Linked DNA regions of Homo sapiens: regions 2, 3 and 4 are each linked to region 1. Evidence: chromatin loops called from intact Hi-C (ENCODE). Cell type or tissue: Calu3. All regions are shown on one strand. Region 1 overlaps LOC105374056 (a long non-coding RNA gene). Region 2 has its middle 61 kb from the start of TUSC7. Region 3 overlaps LOC124909415 (a long non-coding RNA gene). Region 4 has its middle 15 kb from the start of MIR4447.

Evidence for each region. A loop is a pair of places that touch in the nucleus more often than their neighbours do. Peaks named below come from ENCODE experiments on the same cell type or tissue, not always from the same donor. Only the 100,000 strongest peaks of a DNase experiment are listed, where the experiment ranks them.
Region 2: it touches region 1 in a loop (7-fold over the local background); 25 of 110 quality-filtered maps call a loop at or near these places.
Region 3: it touches region 1 in a loop (4-fold over the local background); 7 of 110 quality-filtered maps call a loop at or near these places.
Region 4: it touches region 1 in a loop (10-fold over the local background); 17 of 110 quality-filtered maps call a loop at or near these places.

The regions. Positions count from the first base shown.
Region 1 is chr3:117,522,154-117,530,153 of GRCh38, forward strand. All of the region lies in intron 2 of LOC105374056 (a long non-coding RNA gene), which reads left to right. Among named protein-coding and RNA genes, the nearest start is that of LINC02024, 160 kb to the right of the region's middle. In Calu3, no CTCF peak of the experiment used is centred here; a DNase peak (open chromatin) is centred at 4,518.
Region 2 is chr3:116,766,303-116,774,302 of GRCh38, forward strand. No RefSeq gene overlaps it. Among named protein-coding and RNA genes, the nearest start is that of TUSC7, 61 kb to the left of the region's middle. In Calu3, a CTCF peak has its summit at 4,750 (motif pointing right); a DNase peak (open chromatin) is centred at 4,729.
Region 3 is chr3:117,029,376-117,037,375 of GRCh38, forward strand. All of the region lies in intron 1 of LOC124909415 (a long non-coding RNA gene), which reads right to left. Among named protein-coding and RNA genes, the nearest start is that of LINC00901, 110 kb to the left of the region's middle. In Calu3, no CTCF peak of the experiment used is centred here; no DNase peak of the experiment used is centred here.
Region 4 is chr3:116,861,289-116,869,288 of GRCh38, forward strand. No RefSeq gene overlaps it. Among named protein-coding and RNA genes, the nearest start is that of MIR4447, 15 kb to the left of the region's middle. In Calu3, a CTCF peak has its summit at 3,200; a DNase peak (open chromatin) is centred at 3,243.

The DNA.
Region 1 (8,000 bases):
TATCATCCCTACCATCGCAAACATGGTTGGGATGATCTGGTCCCAGTTGATCTGGTCATAGTCTGAGCCTCAACCCTTCAATCTTTAATCTGCACTCTGTGACCAATAAAAATTTTAGAATTCTCAAGCAAGAACTTGAATACTATTTTTGGCATTTTTAAAACAAAAATCTGTAATGGTTATTAATTGATGTAGGCATGGTTGAATAGACAGTTTTCTTTGAAAACCTTTGCCATTGAGCAAATAAATACTTAAACCAAATTTCATCAAAGTGCAGTCCTGCTGTAGCAGAATCAAATGCAATAGTTGTTTAAAATGCAGATTTCAGAGCCCCACCACCAATAATGATAATTTAGTAGGTCTAGACCAGGGAACAGAATCTGAGTTTAAACAGCATCATTCTAGTTATTCTCATGCAGTCTAAAATGTGGGAACCATCACTTGAAGCTATAGTTGTTTTCCTTTAATTGTTCTATTTTAAATAAGTACATTATATAGCAAATATACTGTCATATCATTATCCTATAAATTTAGAGGTTAGGGGTATCTACCCAGGAATATTTGGTTTCTCTATTACTTCATTGTGAGAACCTGAACACAATTTACTGTCACAGTTTCCCAACAAATCTAAAAATTTACTGGTGATATTATTTATACTTCTAAAGTTATTTAATAAAAAATATTTAATTAACATCTTATTCTATTATTTGATTATATTCCTAAAATGTAAACTTCTATGATAGTTCATACAGTTACAAATATCCAGCTTGTAAAGAACATATTAGAAAGACTCATTTTTGTTGATGGGGAGGGAATCCCAAGAATTTGCCATTCCCTGGAAATATATTCACCAGGAATTTCCTAGAATTTATGAAATTATACCACATAAATTTCCACCCATGTCTACCCACTGGTAAACTGAGGAGAGAGAAAAATCAGTGATTATTTGTGGATTAAAAATGAGATACATCAGACAGCAACATGTCCTAGGTATCAAAACAAATCAGAGAGTATTAACCTGGAGTCGTGTCATGTAACACAGAGGAAAAAACAGTGCATCATGTTTCAAAGCCTGGATTCTTGTTTGGAGTCATCCACTAACAGTGATGTGGGCATCTGTTTCCTCATCTGAAATTTAAGACTGTGAGACAAGATGATACAGAGACATCCTCTCAGTTCTGACAGTCTGTGTTTTTCATCCACACTTGCAGTGATATAGACCTATCAGGAGGGACGACTGGAATCCTGACTAGATTGAGTTAGATTTAGAGCATCTCAGAGATAAGCCTGCGTGTGGTCTCCTTACAGGATAGCAAAAAATATTGCAGGGCACGCACATAGGCAGGAGTGTGAGGTTTCTAGAATGTCATGGCTGCTGCAGGATAAGGTTGAATTGTGGGTCCTGGAAAGAGGTGACCAGGGAGCTCAGCTGTGACTGAGGATGAGGTGATTAGGGGACAGTTTCTGAGTCAGGCTGCCTGAGGCAGGGGAGAGGGCCTGAGGGCAGGGTCACTTCCTGGAGCATTACCAGTCCTGAGCATCACCACTTAAACATCAGAGAGAAAGGAAGAAAGGCGATAGGTAAGTGACACTTCCCGATATCGCCTTGGGAGAATGGCTTTTGCTTTATTTTTCTTTTCTTTTATTATTTTCAAAAGAAAACATCAGGAAAGCTAGTCAAGCCAGCTGCCTTTTGAGTAAACAAAGAACCAGAGTTCAGGGAGCAAGGGTGGCAGTAAAGATGGATAAGTCAGAGGGTAGGTGTTTTTCTCTCAACATGAATTGTGAGAAGTTTCTCAAAACTTACATTATAAATAAATGATAGTACTAACATTTTTTTCTTTTTTCTTTCTTTTCTATTGACTGACCATGACACTTCTGTCTCACAATTCCTCACCATTTTGCCATGAGGTTTTCTCCTTCCCCTTGCCTAGGTTCAGAATAAAAGATGCCTATATATTAGGTCCCGCCAGAAAAAAAGGCAAGAACTCACGTGTTAGTAAAACATTTAATAAACCTCAGCACACACTTGGCCAAATTCCTGGAAGATCAGAGCTGCATCCCTGAAATTTCTTTTTATCTTGATCCAGTTAACTGCCTGTTTAGAGTAAATGATGTGCTCCCACGTTCTTTATACTGTCCTCCCCATATAAGCATATACACGAGAGGATTATACCTGCTCTCCGGAAGCTTATAATTCAGACGTTATTACCCCTTTTGGAAGTATTCTCTGGGAAGCTCTTTTCACTAATGTTCAATTTCAACAATAGTATTACTATAATAGCTAAGTTTCATTTAGTGCTTAGTGTGTTCTAAGCACTCTCAAAAGTGCTTCATATATATTTAATCATTAACTCTTACCATAACTCTATGCCCTAGGTAATATTATTGTCCCCATTTTACAAATAAGAAAACAAGCACCAAGAGATGTTAGGTGAACTTGCCTAGAGTTACACAAAGAATAAGTGACTGAGCCACTCATTGAAATGCTGCTCTTGCAAGAAAACATAAAATTGTATGATGGTGCCACATAACACATACTTGACACGGGCTTTGAAGGCAGAGAAGCCTGGGTTCAAATAAAATTCAGCCACATACTAGCTGCATGATTCTAGGACAAGTTACAGAACCTGAGGCCATCAGTTATCATCTGTCAAAATGGAGTGAATACTTATAAAGGTTACATGAGGGTCAAAAATAATGTATAAAAGGAGCCTGGTACATAGTTGTCATTCAAAGAGAGCTGCTGATGTTATTAACATTAGTTGACTATGTAATATTACTTAAAACTCTTACTTCCTATTTTTCTTCCTACTGCAATAAAGTTTCTGCCATTTCTTCTCTCTGTGTGAAGTTTTTCTTCTTCCTCGGTCTGTAGCTGGAATGTGCCTTTCTGTGCCAAGCCCACTGACTCATGGTGATATAGCCCACAGAGCAGGGTGCAAGCAATAGAAGGGCCATACCAGGCCACAACATATGTCTCAGATTCCCAGGACAAGCTTTGTTCACGGCATGGAAGAATGGCTGGTTAACTTAATCCCAGGGTTGCATTCTCCGTAATGATACATCTCAGGCCATCGATCCATGGCTTTATTTTCAAGCTTGTTTAAGCAGGAGCTATAAAAAACAGAGCATCATGCACGTGCAATATGGAATTAAGCCTCACACTCTTACCACTCTAATTCTCTTAGATACCTATTTGTTTGTCTTGATTTTAGAAAGCAGAATTCAGTAAAGAAACAAATTGGGGAATATTTTTTAGGGTTATAATCTTCCACGTAATGATATAAACGATTCTGTGTAGAATTGCTATCTTGCTGGTGAGTTGTTTTCTGAAATAATGTGCCCAAAACAGAAATCAGCATTGTTTTTTTGAGGCAATTCACTGTGGCATTGTGGCTGCTGTGAATGTTCTAGAAATTGTAAAATACGCTTTTGCAAACGTAGAGATGGTTTTAGTTTTCTTATATCAATAAGCAGTAGGATTAAATGTAACAGGCTTACGAGAAATGAGGGAAATATTCAATGCATTTTGCGATAAAGAGCAAAGGAAGCTCAAAGCTCCTTCAGCCATAACGACATCCTTGTTTCTTCTTCCTTTTCCTTTCCCAGTGTGTGTATGAAAACCAGGAAACAAGGGAGAATCAAGTGCTGGGTTGGGTGAGGTTAAGAGAATCGGGTTCTCTTCACATTTACCTTGGACTTTTCAGGAACTTTCCTATAATTCATTTAAGCTCAATAAGTTCTATTATCTTCTTTGGTAGAGCTTGTTGGGGGGACTATAGTAATCCTGCCAAGAAAATGTTATCTTGTTCCTCAAATAACAAAAAAGTGATTTGTATAAAAGCAAGGTTCATAATGTAAAATCTAAGTATATTTGAAAGAAAAAATTTCTAAAATATTTGAGTCTCGAGTAAATTCCTTGAGCTTCACACCATACAACTTAGTTCTTGGTAAATTAAAAGTAGGGCTTCTAGTGATTTGCATAAAAACTCTCAAGAGGAGGACCTCAGATACATGGCTTATCAAACTGGCACTTCATAGAGTCTGGGCCATATCAGATCCTTGAATGCTTGCTTCTTAATAGTAACTCCTATATAGTTTCTAAGGGGTTTCGGCTGTCTATATTATGAGGAGTGCATGTTTTTAAGAGCTTTACAGGGGTCAGGAGAATTGGCTTCTCTCTCTTCATTTGCATTTAACGTTCTAAAAGTTCTTAAGCTGGAAATGATCTGAGAACTCTCTCTGGGAATCTATTTCTTAGTTTCTAAATAATCAAACCTATCATCAGTCAATGCACTGTTTTATCTTCCTTCAGGCAAGTTTAAAATATGTACATATATATGTTATAGAAGCTGTTTTTTTTTCAAACCTCATTTTATGAGCCAATATGTTTGTTTCCCAAAGAAAAAAAATGTTTGTTTTCATGATTTTGGCAGAAACAAATGTTTTCTTTGGGGCTGTTCAAATAGTCATATTTTCAAGTTTTCTTGCTTCTTTCTATTGGGGGGAGCACCCCCTGGTGGAATACCATGAAAATGTTTGCCACGTGTTTTGACTCTAATATTCAACAGACAGATGTGTTTTGCAAATATTACTTTTACACAAAGCACACTCAGAACCATTTTGCCAATGTTAATGTCTTGGAAAATTCCATGCCTTCTTTCTAATTATCACCACAGTATTCAGAATGGGCTCCCTTGTTTTAGGTGTTACACAGTTGTGGTCAGAGATGCTGCAGCAGTCTCTGTGGGTCAGAAATGAGTCGGGAAGGGCACTCTGGCATTATGTTCCTACTTGTGGGAAAAAAGGGACCCTTTTCTCCTTTCCCTCAGTTCTTCCTTCTTTCCTTCCATTTCTTCCTGCTACTACAAACAAAATGGCATTTGTTGGAGGGTCTGACTGGGTGAGAAAACAGTCGGCCATGACAGTGCCCAGTTATAGGTAAAGCCTAAGGTACATCTCTTTCCAGAGTAACGTCCCTGTCACTGCAAGCTGGGGGAGATTAACAGAAAGGGAATTTGCTGGGAGATATTCTTAATCCCCCATATCCCCCCAAATATAAATTTAAATTAGTACTAAAAACATATCAGATTAATCAATAAGCCTGTAATTTCTGTATCTTATAGAGAAAAAAGTATCATCCCCAAGGTAACTGGAAAGGATGGGGCACTATTGTTTATCATTGCTGTTGTGTGCTGAATTGTGTCTCCCCTCCTCATAATTCATATGTTGCAGCTCTAACTTTCAGCAACTCAGAATGTGCCTTTATTTGGAAACAGGGTTTTGCAGACGTAATTAGTTAAGATGAGGGTATGCTGGGGTAGGGTGACCAATGTGACTGGTGTCCTTATAAAAAAGGGAAATTTGGACACAGACAAACACACAGAGAACAGTATGTGAACATGAAGGCAGAGATTGCAGTAATACATCTACAAACCACATTTCTAAGAAGAGACCAATCCTACCAAGACCTTGATTTTGAACTTGTAGCCTCCAGAGTTTTCAGACGATACATTACTGTTATGTAAGCCACTCAGTTTGTGGTACTTGGTTACAACAATCCTAGCAAATGAACCTTCCTCTGAACTCAAGTGGTGGTCCCTTCCCACACATAACCTTTCTGAGTAGAGACCAGTTTTTGTAGCTGCTGTTGTTTTAAAGTAAGGACTGAAACAGTTTACTGCCTCCATCAACTATTGCATCATGTTATGCAGCCTGTATTTTCTTAAGAATGAAAATAACGTTTTCTTTATAAAAGCAAGCCAAAATGGACTATAAATTATATAGATGTTTCTTGGCTCACAGAGAACTATAATTCATCTGGAACCAAGTAGGAATGGATCTCCATATTTTTAAATTTTTATATTTTTAAATTTTGTGGGTACATAGTAGGTGTATATATATATATGTGGGGTACATGAGATATGTTGATACAGGCATACAATGTATAATAATCACATCAGCATAAATGGAGTCTCTATCATGTTAAGCATTTATCCTTTCTTTGTGTTACAAACAATCCAATTATACATTTAGTTATTGTTCAATGTACAATAAATTATTATTGACTGTAGTTACCCCGTTGTGCTATCAAATACTAGATCCTAGTCATCCTATTTAACTATATTCTTGTATACATTAACCATCTCTACTTCCCCATCACCTCACTACCCTTCCCAGCCTCTAGTAACCATCCTTCTACTCTCCATCTCCAGGAGTTTAATTGTTTTAACGTTTAGCTCCCACAGATAAATGAGAAAATACAAAGTTTGTCTTTCTGTGCCTTGCTCATTTCACTTAACATAATGACCTCCAGTTCCATCCATGTTGCTGCAAATGACAGGATCTCATTCTTTTTTATGGCTGAATAGTACTCCACTGTGTATATGTACCACATTTTTAAAAATCCATTCATCTGTTGATGGGCACTTAGATTGCTTCAAATTATTGGTTGTTCTGCATAGTGCTGTAATAAACATGGGATTACAGACAGCTCTTTGATTCACTGATTTTCTTTCTTTTGGATATATACCTAGCCATGGGATTGCTGGACCCTATGGTAGTTCTATTGTAAGTTTTCTGAGGAAACTCCAAACTGTTCTCCATAGTGGTTGTACTAATTTACATTCCCACCAACAGTGTACAAAGGTTCCCTTTTCTCCACATCATTGCCAGCATTTGTTATTGCTCATCTTTTGAATAAAACAAGTTTTAACTTGTTTTATTCAAAAGAGGTAAGATCATGTCTCATTGTGGTATTGATTTGCATTTCTCTGATGATGAATGATATCGAGCACCTTTTCATATACCTGTTTGGCATTTGTATGTCTTCTTTTGAGAAAGTCTATTCAGATCTTTTGTCTATTTTTTAATTGGATTTTTAGATTTTTTCCTAGGGAGTTGCTTGAGCCCCTTATTCTAGTTATTAATCCCTTGTCAGATGCATAGTTTGTAAATATTTTCTCCCATTCTGTGGATTGTCTCTTCACTCTGTTGATTGTTTCCTTTGCTATGCAGAAGCCTTTTAACTTCACGTGATCCCATTTGTCTATTTTTATTTTGGTTGCCTGTGCTTATGGAGTATTACTCGAGAAATTTTTGCCTGGCCCAATATCCTGGAGAGTTTTCCTAATATTTTCTTTTTGTAGTTTCATACTCTGAGGTCTTAGATTTTAATTCCTTAATCTACATTGTCTTGGTTTTTGTATATGGTGAGAGATAGGGTTCTGGTTTTTACTTTTCTGCATAGGGATATCCAGTTTTCTCAGCACCATTTTATTGAAGAGAATGTCCTTTCCCCAATGTATGTTCTTGCCACACTTGTCAAAAATGAGTTCACTCTAGATGTATGAATTTGTTTTTGGGTTCTCTATTCTGTTCTGTTGGTCTATGTGTCCGTTTTTACAACAGTATCATGCTGTTTTGGTTACTATAGCTGAGTAGAGACCAATTTGAATGATCTCTGTTACTACAGCTGAATAGAGGCAAATCTGAATTGTCTCTACTGAGCCACAGTAACTTCCCATGGTCCCCAGGCCATCCCATGGTCTCCTGGCCAACTACTTTCAAAAGCACTTAAGACAAAGATGGAAGGTAGATAGCAGGTTGGATGCTGGGCAATATATGGCCAGTCTCCCAAGTCCCAAGTGATTCTTCCCCAATACAAAGTCCTAACAATAACTTTCACTGCCACTGCGCAGAACCTAAATGTAATGGCAAAACTGCTAAAGAGCTCAGAGTCTCTCTCCATGTTCTGTGTTCCCGATAACCTGAGTGTGGTTATTCTAGCAGGCAAACAAAATAGAAACAGAGATATGTGTCACCTGAAATACCTGTGTTGGTTGGAGTTTTCTTCAAAACTCTTCTACCTGTCTTTGATACAGCAGTTCATTACAGCGAGTCTCATCCTCTACTATACAAGGTCATGATTCTCTTGCCCAAGGGACTGTCCTCCATGCTGTTCCCCAAATACAGCAAAACCTTTTCCCCATTTGATC
Region 2 (8,000 bases), 760 kb before region 1:
TCAACACTTCTTCACCTCTATCACCAACAGACTGTATCTCTAAAATTTTATGAATTACTGCTCAAATTCTTCCGGGAGACTTATGATAATTACTACTGCTTCTGCAGAGTTACAAATCTGCTACATCAATTTTAGCCAAAAGATATGTGTCTCAAAAAACAATTTTTCTTCTATGTAGAAGGCCTGAGGCAATTATCCAGGAAGGCTGGTTTTCCTAGGTGGGAATAGGCACTGGGGAAACTGCCTCAACTCTTTCAGGCTTTTAGTGCAGTAGTTGTTTAAAATGTGGATGTCTTGTTCCTTTGAGAATATGATACCGATCTCTCTCATCAGAAATACAAATACTCGTATGTACCAGATGTGTTTCACTTTTGGGGCTTAGGTATTCCTGAAGCTCATTCATGGGCTAAGGATCTGTGGACTTGCATTGTTGTGGTTCATCTGGCTGATGCCCACACTTTCTTTGGAAGAACATGAATAATGAGGGTGAGATTTATACTGTGTTTATGATCTCTTGTTTCAGTTACTATAACCATCTTCTATCTGATTTCTTTGCCTGTCCTCTGCACTGCTACCGTAGTGATATCTCTAAATAAAGTGTAATCAGTTAACACACCCATCTACCCCACGACTCCCTACTGAAAAATTTCAAGAGCTCTTTATCAAAATTCCATTGCAAAGCATCCAAGACCCTTGATGATTTAGCCCCTCCTGCTTCCTGGGCCTCACCTTTCACTCTGCCCTCCTGTGGCCTACGCAAGTTGCCAGGCAATCTCGTACTCCAAGCCTTTGCACATTTGTTCCCTCTATCTGGTATATCACCCTATGCCTTTATTATCATGGGGATTATTATGACCTGTCTGCATTTTTTGAAGACCCAGAGTGGGTTTCACGTCTTTCAGGAAGCTCTATCTAGCCTTTCCACTGTAGAAAAGAAATAACAATGTGTGTGTGGAATGAATTAATGAAAAAACTAGCTGTCAGGAATGATGTTGTTTAGAGGAAGAAGAACTGAACTAATAGTGTGAGGATTTTTCTAGTCTAGAATCGGTTACTAATTCACTACAAATCCTTGAGAAAGTAATTTTCTTTCAGAGTTTTATTTTATGGAAAAATGAGGTGGTTGGACAAAATATTCTCAAATTTCACTTTTTATAAAGCTTTCTTCTTAGTATCTTTCCCCCTCCAGGATGTACTTTGTTGGTATGTTGTGTGATTAGAAGAGAGAAAGAAGAAGGAGGGAAGTTGTATGTACTTGGTATGTGAATTCAACCTGAAGATACCCAGTAATATCTGTGGGTAACATTGATGATAAGCTTTTATTTCAATTACTTTTTCCTGCTGTGAAGCATAAATAAAAATTTTTATTACACTGTTTTCTGTCATTTTATAAGTAAGAAAGAAGTGAGCAAAGGAGAGAAATGTTGCTTACCAACTTACATTCCTCAATTCATTTTTAAAACAATTATCATGGTTCCTAAAATGGTATTTCTGACAGAAAATGGACTAGAAAAAAATATATTCCTACCCATAAAACTTAAAAATGAGAACAAAGACCTTGTCTGTTTTGTTATATGGTTTCCTCTGTGCCGGATATGTATTGGTTGCTCAGTGAATATTTGTTGAATGAAGTATCTGTTCACCATTCTATTCACAGGTATCAAGAAGACCACAGCTCAGGGTGGATATGAGATGCAGAAGAATCTCATTAATTTCATCTTCAGTATTTCAAAATATTTTGACATGGGCTGGACAGAGTACTTACAACTAAAGGATTTATTAAGCTTAGCTGCTCTTGAAATTCCAGAAGGCAAGTTTAGGAACAATCAAGGAAAAAATTCAATTTTTCTTTTTAAAAGTACCTATTTACTTATAAGTGATCAATGTGTTAATTACATTTGTTTTAAACCTATTCACTGAGGTAATCACCGTAAAGAATTGTGTTATTACACTCTTTGAAACCTGTTTCTGTATGAGAGGCTAATGTATTTTTCTTTCAGCAAGGTATTCAGTTGAAACTCCTGATTTGAATATAAGACATTAAAGTATGGGTATTTTCTTTATAAATGCGTTTTCCCCTAAAGTATGTTTTCAAATCACTAACAGAAATAGCTATTTCACATGTACAGAATGCTATATGTTTAAGTGTTTGATTGAATATAAGGATTAATGAGTCACTGTATCTGGTTTCAAACAGCATATAATCTAATAAAGTTAATGAGAGATATAGCGAAGGATAAAATATACCATATGTATGCCATGACAAATATTACTCTTTTCATGTATAGAAGGCTGGATGAGGGAAGCATGGGATCTCTTTCTTAGCATGGTAATCAGAGAAGTTGTCACAAAAAAAGATAGCATATAACCTTGTCCTTAAAAGATGGATATAGTTTTAATAAGCGAAAAGGAAGAGGAAGACATTTCTGGTAGTAAGAATTGCCTGGGAAGAGCAGAGAATCTGGCTGGCATGGAGCATGCATGAGGAACAAGGTCATGTATTTAGTGGGAGCATAAAGTAGGCGACTCAGCAGCAAAGGCCAGAGCCAGATTCTAGGACATTCTGAAAGCCAGATTAAGAGTATTGACTTTCATTCTGTACTCAATGAGCATCCAGTGAAAATGGACTATAGAATGGAGAGACTAGAAGCAGGACATTAAGTTACAATGTTGTATAACTCAGTTATGAGTTGTGACAAAATTATGGTGATGGTAGTCTAAATAGAAGAATGATGAAGGAAGACAATTTGAAAAGAATCACTGTAGTTTAGAAACCATTCTTTCTGGAAAATAATGCAAAAAAAAAAAAGGAGTGGAAAAACAAACCCAAGTTACTGAGAAAATGATGCTGACAGAAAAGACAGGTCAGGAGGGGAAGTGGATTCACCATGATGATGATAATGCTGTTTTGTTGTTTTGTTTTTGAGGGTGTCTTTTCCCCAAGCTTTGGTTTAATAATTCCAAATTCCTCTTTAGCAAACTTTATGCTTTAGATTTTACTGCAGTTGCATGTAAATTTCACATGCGTTGTTTTTTAAAAATTGATGTATATATATATATCATGTATATATATGTATATATGCGTATATATACATATATGTATATATGCGTATATACATATATGTATATACGCATATATACATATATGTATATATGCGTATATGTGTATATATGTGTATATATGTATGTGTGTATATATGTGTATAAATGTGTATACATATATATATATGATGTGTATATATATGTATATAGTTATACATATTTGGGGGTACATGTGATATTTTGATACATGTATACAATGTGTAATGATCAAATGAGGGCAGTTATCATATTTATTGCCTAAAACATTTATCTCTTCTTTGTACTGGGAACATTATAATTCTTCTCTTCTAGCTATTTTGAAATATACAACAAATTATTATTAACTATAATTTCCATACTGTACTATTGAATACTAGAACTTATTATTTCTATGTAAGTATATTTTTATTTATTTTTAAAATATTTATTCTCAACATGCTGAATTTCAGATAAATAACAGAGAGTCAATAAAATTATGGCCAAGTAGAGGTTGAATTCGAGTTCAAAGTTCAGGAATAGGTTTCCAGCTGGTTATGCCAATTTTTTGAGATTTCTGATGACGTGCTCATTATCACAGCCTCAGGACCAATTACACAATGCATGTGAGTATTTATCTTGCTAGAGAAATATCTCTAATTGAGAACCTGATCCCCCCACCCTTTATATCTACCACTACCTCGCTCATTTGGGTCACCAGGTTTAGCCTAAATTAGTTGAAAATACTGTAAACCCAAATTAATACATCATAATTCAGCAGTTTAAATTAAGGTATCAGTGCAACATTTGAAAAGTAAACTTGTAATTAATATATTCATTGATGTAAGAGTAATCTGGGACTCTGAATGTCTACCTGTGTCTAATGGCAGCCCAGTTATACCCAGTTGACCCATAAAACAAAAATGTCATGGTTCCTTTTTCAAAGCATTTTGAAGCTACAGCAGAGATTTAGTTTCTGTCACTGTTATTTCAGCCTCTTAGCTCTATTGGAAATAATACTGCTCTTTTTAGTGGAAGGGGCTGACTTAGTTGCCTGGGGTCCTCAGGCTGCAGGGTGGATTCTTGCCCTCCGTATTGACCATTAATATGCTCAGGGTCCTTTAGGTAGTGGGAAATTATTTCCTTTCTTCCCATTAAGCCTGGGATGTCATGAGGAAGCATCAAAACACTTATTTTCATCTTTGGATTTAGAAAGTACTAAATCAATTTAATGCTGATTTCCTCCTAAAAAGCAGACAGGTGAATTAGAGAGACAAATGAAAAACAGTTATAAGCCATTCACGTATCCTTTTCAGAGATTTTTATCACAGGCCTCCGAAATGTCTATTAAGAATTTAAACCTTTGTTGACTCCATTTAGCCAGCAGTCTGGAAAATGCCAGTGATAAGTACTATTCCTTGAGGAGTTCAGCATCTATTCTTCTTCTCTTCCTTGATAATTCCAGAAATACCATGAAAGGGGTAATAATACCGACAGTAATGAGTGTGCCTTGGGAAATCACTAAACTATAAAATTCACAGGAAAGCACATTTCATATCTTTAAATACATTCCATTGCCTCTGCTAGGTTCAAGCTCAGAGAATTTCAAAATGCAATCACTGCTCTGGCCAGTTGAGGGCGGAATTGCCCTTCTTTTTGCACATACATCGTGCTTATGCGTTTGGAAAAGAGGAACCATCAAACCATCTGCCGAAAGGGGGCACTCAGCTAAGGAAGGAAAATGAGAATGGACAGGCAAATTGGAAAGCTGCAGCACAAAGCGACCCCAGTTTCGTGAAGTATGGGAAAAAAAAAAAAGACATTTCATGCATAAAACTCAAGAGCTGTATCTGATGGAATACATTATGCTTACAGAACAAACAGGTGACTTTCTGATTTTGTCAATTTGTGTGGGTTGGTTTAATTAACCTTTTCTTTGGTAATTTTTAATACCTAGCTAATTTCTGCAAATCCATGTCAATTAAAAAAGGAAAGCCTAGAAGGCTGACTTAGAGTTTCTCAGCCTAATAGTACATTGAGAGGGATTGCAGTAGATTTTGTAATTAATTTCTCATCACAGTTTAGGTATGAAATAATGTGAAAGAAAATGGATAGTGTATGGTGGGACTACTACCTATTTTCTCTCACTATGAATGTATACCCTGATCATTAATAATTCAAAACCAGCAACTTTGCAGATCTCATCAAATAACTTTGTAATGTAACACACCTAAAATATTTATTTGCCGGACTCCTTTTTTATGGAGGAGTCAAAGATTATTTGGAGGATGTCAGTATTTACCTGCTACACCCATGACTTCCTCCATTTTCAAATTCAACTACACACTGCCATCTGGAGCAACTTGGGCTTGATAAAAATCACCTCTGCTACTGGAAACTATGCATTTCTATAGTGCTGCTTCCTCTTGATTTTTTTCTTTCACTGCTTTTTGAAAGTTCATCATATGGCCATTGAATCATAAAGTGAACATATAACTGGATCACAGTCTTTCTCCCGAGATTTATATGCTTAATTTATTTTGTAACCCTCTAGATAAGTCCTTTCACTAAAGCGGCCGTGGATCTTAGGGCCCTCTCTTATTGAACGAAGCAATAGTGCCCAAGAAATTCTTGCACATCTCAAAGTGCAGGAGGGGGAAATGCCCATAAAGAGACCAATTCATCAACATTATAGACGTGAGACCAGAAGTGAGATTACAGACAACTCAATTTATACTCTATCACCATACTAATCTTGTTAAAGCGTAGATTGATTCAAGGAGCTATCCTCCCCATTATATATAGACTCAAACCCATCTTCTTTGGCCTGATATTGACAGCCCTCTTTGAATTCACACCAGCCAGCTCTCCCACCCTTCTTCCTGCTGCCCTTGAGCTCCAGTCAAACTGAGCCACGGAAGTTCAGCATTCACGTTTAAATCCCTTCACCCTGACCAGGGCCCTCTCTCTAGAATTCAACTGACATGAAGAGTGACCAGATTTAGTAAAAGCAGTTTACCTCCCTAATTCCACATATCTATGTGCATCCTTGCTGCCCCAACCTAAATAGAGCTCTGCCATAAAGCCTTCCTCAATGTCATTCGGATACTCTGTACACCTTCTCAGAAGGCATTGCCTCTAGCCTCTCTTACGACACTTCTTTCTACCTCAAAATGTAGTTATTTATAGACATATATTTTCTACCAGACATAAGATGATTGAAAGTAGAATCCATATCTGATACATCCTTTTATCCCCCAAAATATTTAGTGCAATATCCAGCACACATATGCACTCAATAAATATTTATTAATTAACAAATGAATGAATTTAAAGTTTATGGTAAACCAAAGTTATCTACAAAGATGTCTAATAAACCTAATGATATTCAAGTAATTTTCCCTTACAAAAATTAACTATAAGTCAACCCTCTAAACCCAGAAGAGTTATCACCTTGCTGAAGAGCAGTTGCTTAGTCCAATGGGTAGTATCTTATGTGGCTATTTTGAAAGGAGAGGGTACAAAAAATTATGAAAAGCCTAAGTCCATTTACAGGAAATCCTCATTCTTTTTGAAAAAAAATTATGGAAAACATTTTTGAAATACTATCTGGTTCCCAGAAATCTGAACACAACTGCAGTCTCCAACCATAAAAATAGCAATAGTTATCTACCTGAAATTGCCATCCTTCAGTCCCTGTGCTTGATTTTGATAGATTCCTCTGCATGGAATTCATGGATTTCTAGTGAAGTGTAGAGCTAGAACCCCAAGGAAGCAAATTGAGATTCTATAACATTTAAGCCACATCTATATTTTACACTAGCATTACACTAATATTATATACAATTATGTTTATATTAAATATTTATAATGAAGATAAGTTTCAGCTTTTCAGTAGGATTTGAGATTTGAAATACTCCAACTTTGCAATAAGAAACAGGTAAAAAAAAAAACAGAAACAACTAAAAAGCAAATTTTTATTTGGCAATAATGTTGAGGAATAATAGTTTTTTAAGCATCCTTTCGTACTTTACGAAGAATTTAATATGTATTTACTCTCACCATCTACCCTCTTATTAGCCAAATATGTAGTTTTTTTAGTTTCTCTATAATCTTCAAAGCAGATGCATATTTAAGCACCTTAAAAGCAAACAATCCACCTTGATCATGCAATAGTTGTTTTGGGCATTGTGAGAGGTTGAACAGATATGCAAGATATCACATCAGCCCTCTTCAACTAGATGGAAAGACAATTTCACCACGGAGACAAATTAGTAAACGTTTATGCCAATATATCATTAAAAATTAAATAAATGGCATAGATCAATGTGTACTCAGGAAAGGAAGAACCGATGATGATATAAAAGTTTTTAAAAAATTGATTGGAATTTCACCTGAGTCAAGACGGATCTGAGTAAGCTAGGATAGGGTAAACATGGAATATTTATAAAATAAGGGCAATTAAACAATGTTAAGATTGAAAGTGTCATATTTATTGGATGGTAGAAAAACTGCTATATGTTTAGCATTTATTGAGCATTTACAATGTCCCAGGCATCATACTAAGTATCTACTTAAACAGATCATATTAATAATAGTGACTCTAAAGTATGGTCCCTGAGCAAGCTTGGAAACTTACTAAAAATATAATACAAATTATTGGATCCCACACCAGACTTACTAAATCAGCAATTCTGGGAGTGGGTCCAAGGAATCTGTACTTTATCAAGCCTACCAGGTAATTTGAATGCTCACTAAGTTTTTAGCACTGCTATATTAAAGGGAAGAAGGAAATAACCCAGATCAGGGGATGCAAGACCTAGATTTTCAACCAGTAGAATTACATTAGATGCATTAGAAACAGGAAGTTACAGACATATTTTAATAAACCAGTGGCATCAAGAAAGTGATGTTTATTTAGTTCTGGTTGCTCAGAAGAAATA
Region 3 (8,000 bases), 490 kb before region 1:
GTTGGGTAATAAGAGATCTAAAAGGATTTCTTTTTTAAAGAGCACTATGGTTAAAAGTCAGCTTAATTAAAAGTGGATAAACAAGCTATAGATATATCTAAAAGGCCTTTATGCTTTTCTCTTCTTGGAACTTGTTTTTCTGGAAAAAAGGTTTTTTCTTCTCAGTTGACTGAATGATTTTTCTCCATTTTTTTTTGTCTTGCCACTCTTAATACACACATGAGAGTCCCTAAGATAACTTCTGGTAGCCTGGGACTCCTTGGGAAAAACAGAAGAGGCACCACAGACCCAGTTTTAGGGAAAAAACAAAACAACAACAACAAAAAACCTTTTTTTCCCCTCATGAAATCCCAGGAATTAAAAGCAAATAGATCCCTCTCAAAATCAAAGGCTCTGTTCTGCTTTTTGCATCCTTTGCATCGCGTTATCTGAGTTTGGGGGGTATCAGAAATTACTTCACATTATGAGAGTGCTTTGGTTTGTAATACCTAGGTAGGAAATATACTTTAAGTGATAGCTAATAGTAGTTATGGAGGGATACTTGACTCTTTGACTCTTTGCACTCTTGGATCAGAGAAGCATGTTCTTGGCCACCTGGAAGATAAGGAACCATCCCCAGCCCCCACTGAAAGGTAAGACTCCCATGAGGGATGGGCTGACTACTAAACCGGCTGATTGGCTTTGGCTTGCCTTGCACTGAAATGCAAAGTAAAAGCGCTGCACTGTCTTCTCCCGTAGTGTTTCCCTCCTTTTGGGGATCCAGGAGCCAGTAAAAAAAAATGGCGCTCTTAATTTTGGGGATCTTTGCCTTCAGCTGCTTATTTGCTGCTTATTTTGCCCTAGAAACACATGCTTTTCTGGCCCTGTTCTTGCAAGGGCTCCACCCTGAAGCCAGTAATGCAATTAAGAAACTGGCAAGTAAAAAATTGTACAAGTGCTGAATTTTCTGTCTGTCTGTGTATTTATATGTTGTTGTATGTTTATATATAAAAGAGCTCTAATTGTCTTAGAAAAATAAGTGCTTAAATCAAATATTTTGCCAGAAAAATAGAAAATGTAATGCCTTTTTGTTCACGTGACTTTAGTAATCTTTTGGAAATAAAGACAGTTTTAAAGATTGTTGGTAAAATAAAAAGTCTTGAAAATGTAGACATTAGGTCTAAATTAAGGTCAGATATCAGATTTGTGGAATGCTTTAAGGTCAAACTGTTTTCTCTGACTATAAAAAATTGTTCAGTTTACCTACCTTTAAGCCATTAGATTCTAGATAAGGCATGGGGATATGTGAAATTAGCCATGTCCCCTACCTATACAAAGAAAAATATAAAGAAAGAGATTTTATATAAGAAAGGATCTTGCATGGTAAATTCTTGTCCTAAAGTAAAATGACTGGTTGTTTAAAAGGAGGGATGTTTAAGGCAAGTCAGGAAGTCCAAGAATATCTCAGATGGTCTGTGTAAGTCATAAAAGGATTTGTGAAAGGGAATTTATGCAAGAAATGTTGTACAATTCAAAAGTCGTTAGGCCTCCCAAATGCTTTATAAAATGCCACTATAACTCTTGCTGTGCAACTTGCCTGCTTAAGTAAGGCAAGGCCAGGGGACATGTGGAGTTAGCCATGCCCCTTAGCTATGCTGTAGAGTCAGCTCTAATCTGCACTGCTGCCTGGTGTGTCCTAGGCGAGGCTCCACAACTAGTACACAATTAAAATTACTTACTAACCAGGGTTTTCACCATAAGTAAAAGTCACTAAAAGTTAACATGTAATATGTAATTGAGACTACTGAAGAAACAATTTTACATGTAAGGTGTGTAAGAAAAGTAAAATGTATTTTTTGTAAAAGATTATAAGAAGACATGGGAATGTGGATTTTTTTCCCTAAAGGGTTGAAGAGTTATTTTAAATTAGATGGAATAAAGTTGAAAGTTTGAACTGTTGTGGAAGGTTTATAAAAATTAATTGTAAGAGATTCTGTGTGTGAACATAATGGCTAAAGTTAGAGGGGTATTATTCAGTTTTTCTATAAATTAAACTTTGGAATAATAGCACAGCAGGTTTTTCTTAGAGCACTGATCTGCTCTTTCACAAAAAAAAAATGTAAAGGGTTATAAAAGGTTTATAAGAATCTTACCTTAAGGTTAAACATTGAAATGGGTAAATATGTCTATAATGTTTTATTAAAAATTGGGTTTGACATCAATAATGCACTAATGCAACAGTGACATTTGGCTTATTTGGTATGAAAATCATACAGGAAGCATTATCAAATATGAAATGTTATTTGGTTTTCTTTAGGCTGTATTTGTATAAATATGTTATTAGTAAGTGTTCTAAAATAATAAGAAAGTCCTATAATTCTAATGACTTAGTGTAGGTTTTTAATAATTATAATTGTTTCATAAAATCATTCTATGCCACAAAGTTAACCACATTTCTTTGTCAATCATGTTTTTGACTGTGGCTGTCCTAAGATGTTTTGCCATCCACAGACAATTGTTGTCTTGTTTTAATCCTCTTCAAAAGGTGGTTCATAATCAACTATAGAACTCTAACAGGTGTTCTTAAATGCAGGTTTCTAATAACTTTGGAAATTGTAACATTAGAACAGAAGAAACAACTTTCAGAACTCTCATGAAGAGCTGGAATGTTCATGAATATCAAATAGATAGGAATTAACTGAATTAACTGAACCAATAGAAAACGGAAGTAATCTTTTTAGCTTTGCTTAAAATGCTGCTGATCCTTTGTTTTGTTTTTCAGAGGCAAGGAAACTTTTCTTTTGAGCTATTTACAGCTTGTAGCAATTAAGTATACTCCTGTGAACAAAATTTGGAGCATATTTGTTTCTCTCTACCTGATTTCTCCAGAATTTGGAAACTAGTTGTGAGTTTTCTTAACTTATGGCAATATAGTTATTTGCATAAGTTCAATAAGAATCTGTTTTATTTTGTAATGGACACAATTAGAGAAATTGGTTATTTTGACAAGGCTCTGACTGGAATGGTGTGTTTTCCTTTAAGGAATTAAACTTGACTTATAAAGCCAATAAAAGCCCCTTGGGGAACTGGCCTCATACCTTGCCTACACAGTCCCTGTACAGGGTTTCTGATCTGTGGTGAGTAAAGAATGTATGTCACTTTCTGACAGGTCCAGAATCCCCAAGTTATCTTGGGACCTCAAGAGGAAAAAATTTACCCAACTCATAGATATTTGAGGGTTAAACACCCATGGCTGGGCTCGGCTTTAAAAAAGTCTTATCTGAAATTCCTTCTATGGAACAGAGTTCCATCAAAGCCAATTTAAAAATAGCTTATGTGGAAAATAATTATTCTTGCTGCACTTTATACAAATTATCAGGCCAAGTATAATAAAGCAAATTGGTCTTACTATGATTTGTCTTTAGTAAAAATGGGAAAGTGGAGAGAGAAATATTATATTTCAAGAACCATGGTACACTTATTAAATTCTAGTCTCATTAGTTGTTTTTACATTTGTTTCTGCAATTTAGGCTAACCCTGCTTATTCCTGTGAACCACATAATGATCTCTGACTGTTGCTCAGAAGAAACAAGAGGGATGGGTAATGTAAAAATCTGGATCAGTATTCTAATTCTGGGCACATTACAATAGCTAATAACCCCATATCAGCTTAGTTCCAACAGTTGCCCAGTTCATGAAAAGCCTTCTAACTCAGTTTACTTGGAATAACTTTACTTATTTTGCTTTACTCTTGTGAATATATTGCTGTTATAGTCTTTGTGCAGGAATATAGAACAAGCTTACTGAATGTTTTCTTAAACTAAACACTTATTAATCTTCCAGATATCACCTCTTGTCAAAACTTGAGAGTCACAAATGGCCCTCTCCACACTGATATTTTCTGACTGAGCTCCTCTCTACCCTGAACACAAGAGACCCTGATAGTTAGGCAGAAATATCATCACCCCATTCAACCCGAAGAAGTTATGGAAGATGGATTTTCATCCCTCTGCAACCCTTAGAATTAAGGGTTCCCTTATAAAAGGGAGGAGGTAAATGTCAGAGACATGTGAACCAGAGCAACTCCATCTTGTTATTTGTTTTTGTTTGTTTGTTTGTTTTTTGAGACAGAGTCTTGCTCTGTCACCCAGGCTAGAGTGCAGTGGCACAATCTTGGCTCACTGCAACCTCTACCTCCCGGGTTCAAGTGATTTTACCACTTCAGCCTCCCGAGTAGCTAGGATCACAGATGTTCGCTACCACACCAGGCTAATTTTTTGTTTGTATTTTTAGTAGAGATGTGGTTTCACCACATTGACCAGGCTGGTCTAGAACTCCTGACCTCAGGTGATCCGCCTGCCTCAGCCTCCCAAAGTGATGGGATTACAGGCGTGAGCCACAGCACCCAGCCACAACTCCATCTTAAATAGGAGCTGGGTAAAATGAGGCTGAAACCCACTGGACTGCATTCCCAGATGGTTAAGGCATTCTAAGTCACAGGATGAGATAAGAGGTCACCACAAAATACAGGTCATAAAGACCTTGCTGATAATACAGGTTGCAGTGAAGGAGATGGCCAAAACCCTCCAAAACCAAAATGGCTATGAGAGTGACCTCTGGTAGTCCTCCCTGCTACACTCCCACCAGCACCATGACAGTTTACAAATGCCATGGCAACATCAAGAAGTTAGCCTATATAGTCTAAAAAGGTGAGGCATGAAGAATCCACCCCTTGTTTAGCATATCATCAAGAAGTAACCATAAAAATGGGCAACCAGCAGCCCTCAGGGCTGCTCTATGGAATAGCCATTCTTTTATTCCTTTACTTTTTTAACAAACTTGCTTTCACTTTGCACTGTGGACTTGCCCTGAATTCTTTCTTGCACGAGATCCAAGAACCCTCTTCCGGGGTCAGGGTTGGGATTCCCTTCCTGTAACAAATGTACTTCTGAATGTACTCTACTGGGGGATGGGTAAATACATTGTACTATATCTGTACAATGGGATATTACTTGGTAATAAAAATGAACAAAGTACTGATACATGCTACAACATGGATGGATCTCAAATGCATTACACTAATTGAATAAGCCAGACATGAAGCTCTAATATTGTGTTACTCCGTTTATATAACATTCTGACAAAGGAAAACTATAGGGACAGAGACAAATTAGTAATTGTCAGGGGGTAAAGGCTTAACTGAAAAAGGCTAGCACCTGTGTGTGTGGTGTGTGTGTGTGTGTGTGTGTTGTGTATGTGTGTGCATATGGGTTGACAGAAATATTCTGTATTTTGATTGTAGTGGTGTTATACTACTCCGTATTTATCAAAACACACGGAACTTGATACCAAAAACACACAATTTATTGCATCCATATTAAAAAATAAATCTGAATAAGGTAGCAATAAAATATTCTAAGTTCAAAAACAATTTTAGTTGATATTTCATACTTCTTGGACTCCTTGAGAAGTTTGGAGATGAAAAAGCAAACAAAACAAAAGTAAAATACAAAAATCTTTTTCCTCGACCTTAAATTTCACAATCTAATGAACAAGATAAACTTGAAGGGAAAAATATAAAAAGCTTTATGTTGAGATAAAAATATAAAAAGCTACCTCTAGAAGAGGTAGCACAATCTCAACATAAAGGTATGCACAATCTAAAGTACGTGAAAGATCAATTATTACTGGAATAGGTGTTCCCTTCCGGGTCAATTTTACCTAACATACATTCTTATAGTGGTTAACTTTTGCTGCTAAAACAAAACCAGCTCCCCAAAAGTAAAAGCAGCTGGGGTTCCCATGGCTGCCTCAATGGCTCTCCATCCTAAGGTACAGCGTGAGGCTAGGGGTGCTGTAGCCCCTCTCCTCTTCCACTTCATTATCCGAACCACTGTTATTCAGCAAGGTGTGGCCTCTAACCCTGCCATTCTGTCTCTTTTCCCTATAGCTGTACTGATTCCACAGTGGATAAGACATTCTCCTCTCAAGAACTCATGGTTTTGGGGTGTGTCAGTGGGATATCAAGTAAAGTGAACAGCTTTTGGAGACCACAAAAGGGGCAAGGTTTATTTCTTTATCTATGATGGATATATAGATTTGATAGTTTTTAAAAATGGCTAAACTGAACTACTCGTGAGCTTTTTTTTCCATTTTTCCCATCCCCTGGGAGCCCACTGAGCAGCTCCCTCCCTGCCTTATCTCACCAGCTATAATAATGAGCTCCAGGGGGACCTTGCTACTGCCTTTGAAGTAACACATTTCTCTGAATGTCTTTGAAATTTCTCTTCGTACATTGTTTGTTTCTGGTTTACTCTGTCTTCTTGTAGAGGGGGGTCTGACAGTTGTTGCAGGGAGGGGGAGGTCCAGGATGACAGCTCAGGAATGTGTAAATTGAACAAAACAAAAACACAAACAAAACAAAATAAGAAAGAAAGAGAGGAAGAAAAAAAAGACTTCCCCACCCACTGCCAGAGCAGGAATGTAAGCACTTTCACTGGAGTTGCTGAAGCATCTTGCAGGCTGCAGGCAGAGAATGACAGCCAAGGACAGATGCAGCTGGGATGCCTGAAGCTGTCACAGAGGAAGTGGCCTGCTGGAGACAGGTTCTAGGGAGAGCAGAGGGACAAGCCCAGGGGAGGAGCAGAGAGGCAGAGCAGGAGAGGGACTCTGCCCTCTACTCCACTCCCCAGGATTTTAAAAGCATAAGAATCCTGAGGCTGAAATAGTTTAGGCTCCCCACATGCCAAGCAGAGAATACACAGCACATCTGTTTTGATGTGTATACTTTCTACATGGAAAGACCTAAAAAAATTTTTGAAAGTTCAGGAGAGGGGAGATTAGATTTAGCATTCAGGAGACCCAAAAGGTTATAAAATGCAGGAAGAAACCTGGTAGAACCTTGATTTAGCCATCTACTAACACTCAGGATGAAAGAATTAAATTTCACTCTACGGGGAATTAATCAGCCACTATCTCCAGTTGATTAGATTGCAACTTGATGGTGCAGTAGTGGGAATATAAAGAAAACCAGATTGCATTGGCTCTTGAAACATGAAGAGGGCAATCCCCTCCCCGGAAATCCAGTGTGTAATAAAAAAAACAGACTGACAAAGTCAGCGCAATGTTATTTGGCTTTATTTTCATAAAAATACTTGTCTGAGGAGACCATTAGATTTGGAAATGAGGGTTAGAGGTCAGGGGCCCTCAGGGAAACTTGTGATGCTCTAGCAGAGTAGCAGAAGGCAGAGTGCAACTTCCCCAGTTGAAAGGACACTGGGAGTTTTTACTTCTGCTTTTCTGGGCTCCTTCGGAACATTTGCCTGTGCTTTTATAATTACATCTCTGACTCATATCTGAACTTGGATTCCTGACTTCCCTCATCCTTGCCCTACACACTTAATTAAATTGTATAATCATCCTTGACTCTTCTAACTTCTCCTTCTTGCCCTTCTGACCCAGTCAGTCTCCAAGTCTTTATTTTTCTTTTGTGAGGTTTTTTTTTTTTGTTTTTTGTTTTTTGTTTTTGCTATCACTTCAAGTCCCTATCACCACCTATTTAAACTCTGTCAACACCCTTTAAATGTTCTCTCCCTAGCTCCCTCCTACCATTTACCCCTCCTCAATGTAGCTGGGGGAGCATTTTCAGTTGTGTTCTTTTGCCTCCCCCTCCCCATCTGAAGGTCAGGTCCATGTTTACACCCTTCTTTTTATTAGACCAGGGATCATGGATTACAGCTGAGAATTTCTAAAGTCTCATTAGGGTGGAGACCAGAGAACAAAAACAGATTTTTTTTAGCTCACATGGAATATTCACAAAAATTAAATTTGTAACAATTACAGAGAGAAAGGCTCAAACAATTCCAATGAATCAACATCAGAATATGTTCCCTAACTCTACTGAAATAAAGTTAGAAAAACAATAATTTTAAAAAGAGCCAAAAATGTTACCTAGTCCTGAAACTAAAAAGCCTGCTATTAAATTACCCTTGGGCTTAAGCAGAAATCATAAGAGAAATTAT
Region 4 (8,000 bases), 660 kb before region 1:
TGGTTAATACATTTTCTGGAGTTTCAATACTCAGTGTGACTATGCTAGTATCTTGCTTAGTTACTGTGTTTCTTCAGCCCAATTTTTCTATTAGTGTATTTAGGTAATCAGAGGTATAGAAATTCTGAGATAAATACTACCTTCATTCTATAGCTCCAGAGATTGTGCCATCTGCATTTAAAAAGTGCTACACATGCATATGTTATAGAGAATAAGGTGGATGTGAAGAACATAACTAAACTGCAGAAAAGAACATAAATATCTATAATTTCATTTGTAACTAAGGATTTAAAGCACCCTCCTTCCATTTCATAGATTAGGATAACGAAGCCCCAAAGTATTAAGAGGCTTAAATGAAGAAAGAATCCACTATTAACCCCTGATGTTTAAATTATACATAATTTCATGTTCTATGTATATAGCTGCCCTCTTTAAGAGAGTATAAAAAATAAATAAGAAAAAAAGATACCCTAAAATAAACAGTATCAGTCCTCTTTATTACAATGTTTCAGAATAGACCCTGATGTCTGGTTGAGGTTGGGGGAAAAATTAATTCCTGGTTTTAGTATATGTACAAAATACTCTTTGAAGCCTTTCTCTGTGAATTCTGTATCGTCTCCAAGTGTTGATCATTCTAAATGGTACATGAGAGTCATTTAATATGAAAAGCTCTATGTCTTAGTGTGATTTGCACCACTATCTCTTCCTGTTGGTGTCTGTTGTAAATTTTCAGCCCCCACCTAGCAATTTCTTTTCATAACGAACACAGGCTTCATGAGTCAACTTCAACTATAAACATTTTATTATCTGAGCATTTCATAGGCAATGAAACATACGGTGTTTAGAATTCTAAGAATACTGGAGATGAAGGGTAAGAAAGAGAGACCTGTGTTTTTCCCCCTGAAATTCAAAATGCTGAATATCTCTTTAAATATCTGGCACTGTAATTTAAGTAAGTGGATTTTCTCCCAAAAAAAGTTTTTAAAATCTGCTTCTGAAATTAATCTATAAATCACCAAATTCAATCAGTACCAAAAACAGTAAGTGATTTAATAAAGGGTTAAATCTGCATAGTGCTGTGCAGGAAGCAACTTGCCTTGATGCCAGAATGAAATCCTAGAGTACATGTCTATGAATGAAGTATAAATTACAAAAGCACAGAATTGCCATGCAAAAAGGTAGAGACCCCTGATACATATCTTAACCTGTATCATCATGTCAGTACCTTCCTAAATCCTCAAACTTGTGGTTGCCTTGGAAATGTGGCAATTCATAACCTTTCCACCCGGCCTTCCCCTGGCTGCCAATGGAAAGAAAGAAGATGAATGATTTTAATTCTTGCTGCTGCCCTGCCCAATGCAGCTCTGCTGCCAGCTGGTTTTGCTGCAGCCCTGGTTATAGGAGGTTGGGTTCATGTGAATTTTTTACATGGAGATCACAGAAATAGAAGGAAGGACATTGTGGAGAAGGGGTTGCTTCTCATGGAGTAACATTAAGGTAGCACAATAGGGCAATAAACATGGGGGCATATAGTTGTACTTCTGAGTGTTCTACCACAAGAGGATGAGTGGTTTTATCCTTGCCCAAAACAGAAGCCTGACTAGATGCTACTTTTGAATAAGTCAACACAAATACACAGCAGTCCATTAAAAGAAGAAAATAATGTGTGGCAAAGTGTGGAATGGCCTGATGGAAAGGATTATTCTGAACTTGATTTTTTTAAAGGCTTTCTCGAGCTTTAGGAGGAGGAAGTGCTGAGCTATCTTGGTGAGAAACTACAAAAACAGTATCCCTGGGGGCAGGTGACAGAACCAAGGACAGTCATAGCAGGAGAAGAAGACGACAGGTCAGAATAGGGAACAGCAACAGCCAAGCGACTACAGTTACCTGAATTTTGTTCCTGACTCTGCTCTTACAATTTGCCAGGACTGGGAATTTGCCAGAACTTTGGAATGGAACTACTCAATCCTTCACAGTTGCCTGGAACAAACACAGACACGCACTCACAAATACATACAGTACGAGAAGCAGAGATATGGACATTAGGGGATTGGAATATTAGTTTGTTTACACTGGAGGAAGTAAAGAAAGGAAGAAAGCAAGACAAGAAAAAAGACAGCAACCCAGGAAAGAAAAGTCAGACAGTGATAAATTGTGAATCTGGTGTAGGGTTGTTTCTGATAAGGAAACACCATAGGAATCAGGACCTGGGAACTTTCTTTCAGATGTATACACATTTCCCTAAAGCAAACTGTTAAAGACTTTTAAACATAAAACTGTCACAGCAGAGGGTATCAGGGAGAAATAATGGTGTTCTCACACGCAGCTCAAAGTACTGTACAAAATTTGCTTTTTGACATCTTTGCAAGACACCTAGAGGCACAAGGGGGCATATTTCTGTGATCTTTGTAGAATCCTGAACACAGGTACACACAGCTTAGAATTCAGAACCCCAAAGTTCCTTTAGACAAGTTTAATAATAACTGAACCTAAATACCTGTCTATCTTTGATGCATGTATTATACAAATGAAAACTAATGAAGCACTAAAGAACACTGTGTTCAAACCCAAGAAATGCAAATCAGAAAAAACAAACAAACAAACAAACAAAAAAACACTTAAGCCTTGACCAAGAAACGCTGGTTCTAAGCAGTAAGGCTAGCCAACTTGCGGTGATGCATTCAGCCAAACGAGAGAAGAGAGAAAAGGAAAGAGAAAAAGATCCTGAAAAGGTTTTTTTTTTTGCTTTCAGTGACTCACATATTTATGTTTCTGTGTCATCTATCTGCCTATACCATTTCCCCTCCTTCCCTTTCCTTCCATGTTTCTATATGTTGCTAAATCCCTTCTGCCCCCGCCACTCCCTCTCTTGCCAACTCTTCCATTCTTCGGTGATTTGTTGCTGACTCCCCTGCAGGTCCAGCTGCGTGCTTTTCATTGTTCTGTAAGTTGCCTCCCCCCCTTCCCTTTTTCCTCTCCATCTCTGAAGTGAAACATACGTGCATGGTCAGCAGACGCACAAACACGCTGCTATGCTAACTTCTCTCTGCCACTTTCCGGTGATGGACACTCCGAATGTTTAGCACAGCACGCCGAAATGTTGATGTAACAATGAGAAGCTCTTCACCTGCAACGCTAATTAATCGTAAACACGTTCCTTTCAAGGTAGGAGTTCTGGCACTGATGCCTGGAGGAGAAATTGGATTTTCTTTAGAAGGCAAACAAAAATCCCCTTCAGATGCTAGGTGGCAGTGTTAACTCACAAACAGGCACACATCTAAGACTTGCCAAGTCACACATGTAATTTGGTTTAAGTGAGACGGACAAAAAAGTGGAGAACTCATAGAGATGGTTTGACGCCAAAAAATAAGTTGCCGCGACTGTCCATGAAGGAGTTCATAAACATGCAAAGTTGAGCGTTACTCTTTAAAAGGATTCCTCGCCAAAGACAGCTGATATTTTAAGTGTCTGCCTTGTAATTTCAGCATCAAGATTTCAAAGCAATATTGTTTTTTAAAAATATGACGTTGGTAGAGATACCCCAGATGTTTAATATTTTTCCTACTCCACCTGAATTTCCCATCTGAATAAATGTGATCAGTATTCATAGCAACTAGAAAAGAATCTGAACACCAAGCATTGCTCTTATTATAACGGGATCTCAGGGACAGGTTGTCTTCCTCTTTTTCCAGGTGATCACTGCCACACAGTTCTTTCATTCCTAAATTTCCCAAAATAGGATCCCCAGGGACACCTTTTACTCTTTCTTCTCTTTTACATGCCAATCAATCACCTTGACTTGTGGATTCACTCATATAAATATTGCTGAAATCCACAGTCACCTTGTAAGGCCTGTTGCTCGTGGTTTAGTTCAATTCCTTATTTTTCTTCCTTAGAAGATTGTGGTAGGCTATTAGGTGAACATTCTCCATTTCATATCTTTCCCAACCATATATTAACCACAAACATGAAGAGTGGTCTTCTTGAACACGCATCTGAGCATATAACTCTTTTCCCTAAAAAACTGGGATGGATATGACTTATATATAGGATAAAGTGCACATACACATACATATACCTTAATGAAACTTATAAGGCCCCTTTATGACCTGGCCTCATTTATCTCAACTTTTTCTTTTCTCAGGCTTCCTCCTTACGCATTGTACAATCCAGCCACATATATTCCTGAGGGATTCTCTTTATATGTCAAATTATATCACACCTCCAAGCCTTTTACATGCTGTTCTCTCTGCCAGAAATAATCTTCCTTCCTTTTCTCACCAGGTAAACACCTTATTCAATCATGTATTTATTGTGCAAAACCCCAGGGCAAATGCTACCTCTCTGAGCTTCCTAAGTGAGGTTAACTGTCCTATGTGCTTATACTTACAGATACACATATAGATATAGCTATAGACACACACCTTTATGTAAAGGGTCTCTCAGTTTATTGTAACTATCTTTTTATATAAGTTCTCCTTCAATAAACTATGAACCCCTAAAAAGCAAAGTTGCTGATGTAGTCATGTATGTAGCTCCACAGATTACTTCAGAAGAACTGTACTGTATCAATGTTTCAATAAAGGATTAGAGAATGAATGGAAGATGGACTGTTTTTCAATATGTTTGTGTTCAAAGAAGCATCTTATTATTAGGTTGCCAAAAGAATTTTACTGAGTAAAGTGTAATGAGTGACACTTCTGAGCATCAGCATAGTGCATATTGGAGAACCAACTACTTTAATTCCTAAAAATTTGCAATTTTAAAGACTATTTCCCCAGACTACATTTATCCTTGTCCATCAATATAAAAATCTAGCTATTTTAAATAAATTATTTTTGTCATCTTGAAAATCCACTTCTTTATACAATCATACATTTTCTTTTTACATCTTTTAATTATTCCAACAAATCTTTCCTTTGTAAGACACAGAAAGTCATTTCAAACAAAGTTAAGCAAAAAGATAATTTATTAGCTCACGTTAATGGAAAAAATATTGGGATACTTCACAGAATCCATGCTTTCATTTACTTAAAGAATATTTTTGAGGATTTATTGTATATTGGTCCTATAATAATCAACAATACAGATAGAAAACTCCTTTTCTTGTTACATTAACTTGGGTTTAGACCAATGATTCTCAACTGGGCATGGCTTTTCTCCCCAGGGACATTTGTCAATGAGTAGAGACATTTTCTGTTATCACAACTGGTTCTACAGGCATCTAGTGAGTAGAGCAAGAGACTCTGCAAACACCTCATGAGGCACAGGAAGTCCACCATGACACAGAATTATCCAGCCAAGGATGTGAATAGGGCATAGATTGAGAACCTTGTAAAGAAGTAGACTGTGTCATATGAAAAGAACAGTAGATACCAAGGCTGTGACAAGAACAGGTTTGGCATGTTTGAGAAAAAGGACATGGTCCTTTATGGTTGGGGCAGAGGAAATGAAGGCAAGAGTATAGGAGATGAAGTCAGATACAGAGCTGGAATAAGATCACAAAGGGCATCGTAAGTTGTATTAAGGGTTTTAACTTCCACTCTGAGCAAGATGGAAAGCTGTCAACAGGTTTTGCTCAGAGATATAGTATGATGTGACTTAATTTTTAAAAGATCAATCTGTCTGCTACATGGAGAAAGAAAAAACATGCAGAATGGCAAAGGAGAAAATAGGAATTTGGTCATTACAATAGTCCAGGAGAGAGAAGATGGTGATTTGTACCAGGATGGTAGCAATAGCACAATAGAAAGAGGTTAGAATCTGGATATATTTTGAGGTAGAGAAAATAGGATTTGCTGATGGTTTGAATGTGGGTATGAAAGAAAGAGGAGCCAAGCTTGTTTCAGAGGTTTTGGTCTAAGCAACTGACACAATAAAGATAGCATGTACTTCAATGGAAAGACTGTGAAAGAATGAGGAGATAAGGAGCTCAGAAAGTCCAAGTAAGACACAGAATTGTCCACTGGATAAACACACCTTGAATTGAGAGAAGAGTATTTTGAATATGTATTTTGAAGTATCAACTCTATAGATAAGGCCTAGATGAGGTCACTTAGGAAGTGAGTTTAGATAAACCAGAAGTGTCCGAGCCCTTAGGAATCTCCAACAGTTACAGAGGTTAGAGAAAAAAAAGAACATCTTGCCAAAGGGACTGAGAAGGATCATTGAATAAGGTAGGTAGAAACCCAGATGAGGTTAAGTACAGAGTGGCTCCCCAGAGACCAAGAGAGATGCTCAAAGGAAAGGCAATAACAAAACATGTCCAGTGCTCTTGATAGGTCAAGATAATGATGCCTGAGAATTCATGATTGGATTTTGAAATGTGAAGATGGCTGGTGATCAGAACAAGGGCAGTATCAGTGAAAATGGAGAAAGCCCCTGTGGAGTCGCTCAAAGGAGGTAGTATGTTATTTATGGAAAAATATGTATGTGGTAAAACTCTTAATAATTAAAAGGAAAGGAAATATATACTTAAAATTTAAGATAGCCGTTATCTTTTCTCTAAGGAAGGCAATGAAATGTATATAGAAAGTATATAGAAATGTATATAGAAAGGAACACAGAGGAAAGTAAAATAGAATTGGTAATATTATAATTCTTAAGTTATGTTATTATGCTTCACAATGTAAAACATGTTACATATATTTTTCTGCATGAACAAAAAATAACATAACTGAAACCTACAAAGAGGAAAGGGGATGTGTAGAATTGGAGTCAGTGATTGTAAGACTGACTACTCTTTTGAGAAGTTTGTAGAGAAATGAGCTAATGATTAGAGATGCTATAAACTTATTTTTTGCCTTGGTTTTAAGATGAATGATATTAATATTTGTGCTAGTGGGAATGTCTCTGTGATAGTGGGAATGTAGAGGTGGGGAAATGATGAAGCAGGATCCAGAAAGCTGGTAGAATAAGGGCTTCAGGTACTGGAAACCTGATACTGTGCTGTCAAGACTCACACTGCCTGCCTTTCAACTCTGCTTGCCTTTATTGAGCTTTATGCTGTTGTAGAAGGCTTTCTTTAGAGATGGCAACTGTCAGCTACAGGTTCACATCCTCCCAATTTAGTAAACACGGTATATAGAGAGGAAAACTCCTTCTCTCAACATCTGTGTATCAATTCCAGAAGAAATTCTGACTGATCCTGCTTAAATGGTAGTCATTGATTGGTAAAGCCTAAGTTGCACATCTACACCTGGGCCTAGGCAATTGGCATCTATTAACAGAACCTATCATGTACAGCACAGCCAAGTATAATAAATTAACTCAGTCCACTACAATCATGAATGATTTCTAACACCAGAAAAAAATAAAACACAATTCATAACAATATTATGTTGGGGCTGGACAAGGTGGCTCATGACTGTAACCCCAGCACATTGGGAGGCCGAGGAGGGCAGATCACTTGAGGTCAGGAGTTCAAGTCCAGCCTGGCCAACATGGTGAAACCCTGTCTCTACTAATATACAAAAGTTAGCTGGGTGTGGTGGTAGGTGCCTGTTGTCCCAGATACTCAGGAGCCTGAGGCATGAGAATCGCTTGAACCCAGGAGGCGGAGGTTGCACTGAGACAAGATCGTGCCACTGCATTCCAGCCTGGGTGACCGAGTGAGACAGTCTAAAAAAAAAAAAAAATGTTGGAATAAAAGGTATAGTTGGAAAAAGTAACAAATGAATTAGAGTCTGTTCTTGATGATACATGGTATCTGCCACCTTCCAAAATATGTCTTTTGTTTTCTTTTTTTCTCACTAAGAGGAATAAAGGCTTAATGTTGAGATTCTTTTTTGATTAGAAAGTTTGGTTAATTTAAGAATGTGTCACATATTAAATCATGCTTTTCAAAGAACTATAGAGCAATTGGAGAGATATTTTGGAATCTGAATATTGATGAAAATGGCAAAGATGCTTTGAGAGAATCCAGAGCATTATTTTGGGCAAAGGAGAGAGAAGCAAATTGATTTCAATAGTTAGGTGAGGCAATCTCTCAGAAAGATAAC